Regions from separate parts of the Homo sapiens genome. Here region 2 is linked to region 1. The links are chromatin loops, found by intact Hi-C in ENCODE. Cell type or tissue: GM12878. All regions are shown on one strand.

Region 1 (2,500 bases):
TTTTAATCACCTGGGAGTAGGCAGGCTGAGTCTGAAAAGAGAGTCAGGGAAGGGAGACAGGGGTGGGGCCGTTTTATAGGATTTGGGTAGGTAAAGGAAAATTACAGTCAAAGGGGGTTGTTCTCTGGTGGGCAGGGGCGAGGGTCACAAGGTGCTCAGTGGGGGAACTTTTGAGCCAGGATGAGCCAGGAGAAGGAATTTCACAAGGTAATGTCATCAGTTAAGGCAGGAACAGGCCATTTTCACTTCTTTTGTGGTGGAATGTCATCAGTTAAGGCAGGAACCAGCTATCTGGATGTGTACCTGCAGGTCACAGGGGATATGATGGCTTAGCTTGGGCTCAGAGGCCTGACAGTCTCATGTCTCCCTAAAATGTATAAAAGCAAACTGTACCCCCTGACCACCTTGGGCACATGTCTCAGTACTTCCTGAAGCTGTGTCACAGGTGAATGCTTAACTTTAGCATAATAATCTTTCTAAATTGACTGAGATCTGTCTCAGATGTTTGGAGTTCACAACTGTATTATTAAACTGCCTGTCTCTAATAATAGCCAGCCATAAGATGCCCACAAGATTAGTAATAAAGGGAAATAATTAGAAAGAAAATTGGAAGTCCTGGGTAATTTTGCTGTCTCTACATTTATAGTCTCACCTAGTGCCCCTTTCCTTATGAGTATTTATGGCATGAGGGGTTAGGTTAGAGTATGTCATAATGAAACTGGCCTGGAGAAAAATTATACCCAGGCCTGAAATATAAGCAATTTAGACAACTGTACCAAGCAGAATATATTTTAAGGACACCTAAACAATTTTGGTCTAAGTCAGTGGTTCTCAAACTTGAGCATGCATCAGTCACCCGGAAAGTTTATTAAAACACAAGTTTTTGGATCTCATTCCCAGAGTTTATGATTAAGCACATATGAAATGGGCCTTAAGAATTTGCGTTTCTGAGAAGTTCCCACATGATGCTGATGATGATGGCCTGAAGACTTCACTTTGAGAATCACTTTCCTAGGTTAGTTATTTAAGTTTCTGCCTGCTTCATTCTTAGAAAACAGACATTACTGTGGTTTGGCTCACAGCCAATGCACTGAGTATTCTTATTTTTCAATAGCATCAGTGTCATGTGATTTCCCAATTTACCTCTGGGTATCCACTAGCCAGGGCTAGTGCTTAAAAAATTGCCTAATCACAATGGTAGGGGAGAGATCATATAACTTAGTCCCATGCCTGAAGAGTGTAAACCAAAAATGAAATTCTAAGGCCTCCCCCACCCCAACCATCTGAATGGACTTCCTCCTCAGCCAGGGCTCTTTTACAGTTTAACCTGAAAGACAGTTTCAGGCCATTAGGGAAAGTGGGGGGTCAAACATGCCTCATTATACCTCTCTGGCATTAACATCAACACAAACCTTAAGTTCCATAAGAAACATTTACAACCTATTCTCTCTGAAGCCTACTATCTGAAGGCTTCCTCTGCAAATAAGAACTTTGGTCTCCATAACCTCTTATTGTAATGCCCAACCTTGTTTTTACTAACCCTGTTTTTAGACTCCCCCTTTTCCTTTAATCACCTAGCCTTGTTTCCACCTGCTTTGACTCTCCCTTAGCTAAGAGAGCCAGACAGACTCCATCTTGGCTCTTTCACTGGCAGCCCCTTCCTCAAGGACTTAACTTGTGCAAGCTGACTCCAAGCACATCCAAGAATGCAATTAACTGATAAGATACTGTGGCAAGCTATATCCGCAATTCCCAGGAATTCGTCTGATTGATAACGCCCAAAGCCCCGAGTCTATCACCTTGTAATAGTCTTAAAGCCCGTGCACCTGGAACTGTTTACTTTCCTGTAACCATTTATCCTTTTAACTTTTTGCCTACTTTATTTCTGTAAAATTGTTTTAACTAGACCCCCCTCCCCTTTCTAAACCAAAGTATAAAAGGAAATCTAGCCCCTTCTTCGGGGCCAAGAGAATTTTGAGCGTTAGCCATCTCTCGGTCGCCGGCTAATAAAGGACTCTTAATTCGTCTCAAAGTGTGGCGTTTTTCTAACTCGCTCGGGTATAACATTATCTTAACCCAGACATTCTTTTCTGTTGATCTTAGGTCTTTAGATAAACTCAATCAATTGTCAACCAGAAAATTTTTCAATCCACCTATAAGCTGGAAGCCCCCACTTCAAGTTGTCCCCCCCTTTATGGACCAAACCAATGTATTTCTTAAATGTATTTGATTAAAGTCTCATGTCTCCCTAAAATGTATAAAACCAAGCTGCACCCCGACCACCTTGGGCACATGTTCTCAGGACTTCCTGAGGGCTGTGTCAGGGGCCATGGTCACTAATATTTGGCTTGGAATAAGTCTTTTCGAATATTTTGCAGAATTTGACTCTTTTTATCAATAAGAGGTTAATAATTTCATGTTACTTTATTTTTCCTCCTCTATCTTTATTTATTTTTTATAACTTTTATGTTAATTTCAGGAGTACATGTGCAGGTTTGTT
Region 2 (2,500 bases), 110 kb after region 1:
AAATAGTATCAATCATCTCAAAAGGATATTCTGTTTGGATATTTTTCATACACTTCTGTACCAGCTGAGTTTGCATTAAAGGACAACGACCTGCATTTCAGTCAACTGGAGGCCCCTTAGAATTTAGCTTTGTCTTTGATTGAAGGAACTATTCTGAATATAGAAGTACAGTTAACTATAGTTATTTGAACTTCTAAAAAATGACAATAATTTTTTCAAGAGATAAACAGATCATTCCTACTAGATCTCTTACCTGCAGCTCAGCTTGAACTGCTTAATAATGTTGCTTATTTTCTCAAATCTATGGGCATCACGCTGCTCTTTACACTGATAGTGAGAAATTACCTATGAAAAAGAATATTGTCCTTTGAATCCATGCAAAATAGTTACATCATCCTCTGCTACTCCTCAAAGCAGACATTTGTCAGTCCCTTGGTCACTGGTTTTTAGGGTAGACTTGGCACCTGGCTTATTGTCTCTTTTCCTCTGTCCTATATATTATCAACATTCTGTGTGGTTTCAACGTCCATTCAGATGGCCCATCTAGTACCATTTGGTTATAATTAAATCATTTACGTATTGCCTATTTTGGTTCACTGCTATTTTTTCTAACTTTAATCACTAAATATTCATTTTATTTCAATATTTCGCATGATGGTCTTCGATTTTTAAAAAGTATCAATCAAAAAGAAAAACAAATAAAAATTCCTAGCTGTTCTTGAGGTATACTTCATGTGTTTAATTTTAATAAAGGCCAAGCTAACCAAATAGCTTTTGGAATTGTATTTTAAAAGCTTAACTGTTTGATTCCAATCCCTGAGGAATATTTACAAATGAACTTATTCAGGATGGACACCCACACCAGCTGAAAATACTTTTTCTAACTTTTTCAGATTTTAATAAAACCACACAAGTATTACCTATAGGCTGAATATACAGATGCAGAGTGTCTAGTAGGAAGCAAAACTGAGTCACTCACCAGAAGAAAACTCACAGGGAAATTCCATGAGACAATGTGAAAATTTCAAAACATAATTTCTATACCAGTGGAAGAACAAATCCCCCTTGCTTGACTTCACCCCGCTCAGTGAAAATGTTCAGTCACATCTAAACTTGGTCTCAAGAGAAACAAAAACTACCTGTTACTATTAGTAAGGAACAGGGAGCTTATATTAGGTTAACCTCTACAACCATGTGTGGCAGACATAGTAGGGGAATACTGCTGAAGCAGGTTTCGGTCCTGCCACGTACATCAAGACAGAATAGCTTTCTTGCTCATTGTTACTCACACTAGCAGGAAAAACAGGCTCAGGGTAGCACAATTCCAAGCAAGTGACCTCTGCCAGTGGGCTGAGACAGAAAGATACTCTAATTAGGACTCCTTGCCCCATCTATACCAGCTAGAAAGATGGCTCCCAAATACCTCTGGGGTTACAAATAATATTTCCACAAAGGAAGAGGGAAAAATTGTACTTTGGATTCTCTGCCCTGTTGCTATAGTAGCAAAAGGAATCAATATTTAATAGTTTGTCAACTAAATGCCAAGGCTTGCTGGGTGCTCAATGTTCCTGTGTCCCATTTTCATCTGCACAATAAATCTATGATATAGATATTTGTAGAAGGAAAACAAGCCCCTAGAGATTAAGAATTGTTTCTAAAATCACCAAGCATTGGCAGGGCTCAGAAACAAATTATTTACTGGGAACTGCTCTTAGAGTTACATTTACCAAGGCTAATTAGCAATTACTTATGCAGTGTGTTGTGACACCTTAGTTTCTATTATTGCTATTTTTAAAATGTATTTACAAATACAATACTGGTTTTTGCATCCCCCTTTCAGGGTTATACAAACAATAGGCTCTAATATAGTTGCTAAGTTCAATTTACAAGAAAAATAAAAATACCAACATGCCTCTTTCCCTCTCCACTTCTTCATGTGAACTCCTATGTCACTGAGATGACCATAACATCTCTTCTACATTAAAAGTTTTCAATGAGTCTTTTAGAGAAAAGGATAGGATGTGAGTTTTCTCAAAAGGAAAATATCCCACATTTCATAATAAAAGTCCACAGGAAATAGGAATCCTTTAACATAAATGAACAGTTACTAGCATAAATAATCTGAACTCTCTTTTTTTTTGAGATGGAGTTTCGCTCTTGTTGCCCAGGCTGGAGTGCAATGGCATGATCTCAGCTCACCCCAACCTCCGCCTCCCGAGTTCAAGCGATTCTCCTGCCTCAGCCTCCCAAGTAGCTGGGATTATAGGCATGCGTCACCACACCTGGCTAATTTTGTATTTTTTGGTAGAGACGGGGTTTCTCCATGTTGGTCAGGCTGGTCTCTAACTCCCGACCTCAGGTGATCCACCCGCCTCGGCCTCCCAAAGTGCTGGGATTACAGGCGTGAGCCCCCATGCCCAGCCAACAATCTGAACTCTCTAATAATACATACCTGGAAAAATCTAAGTTTCACTAACTTCCAAAGAGCTACACACCAAAG

The links. Hi-C counts contacts between places; a loop is a spot of excess contacts. Peaks named below come from ENCODE experiments on the same cell type or tissue, not always from the same donor. Only the 100,000 strongest peaks of a DNase experiment are listed, where the experiment ranks them.
Region 2: it touches region 1 in a loop (2.2-fold over the local background); 1 of 110 quality-filtered maps calls a loop at or near these places.

Annotation. Positions count from the first base shown.
Region 1 is chrX:55,866,071-55,868,570 of GRCh38, reverse strand. No RefSeq gene overlaps it. Among named protein-coding and RNA genes, the nearest start is that of RRAGB, 150 kb to the right of the region's middle. In GM12878, no CTCF peak of the experiment used is centred here; a DNase peak (open chromatin) is centred at 1,140; H3K27ac peaks cover 1,688 bases.
Region 2 is chrX:55,753,686-55,756,185 of GRCh38, reverse strand. It overlaps RRAGB (Ras related GTP binding B), which reads right to left. Exons shown (of 10, transcript NM_006064.5): 8 at 254-345. Among named protein-coding and RNA genes, the nearest start is that of RRAGB, 37 kb to the right of the region's middle. In GM12878, no CTCF peak of the experiment used is centred here; a DNase peak (open chromatin) is centred at 1,095; H3K27ac peaks cover 1,256 bases.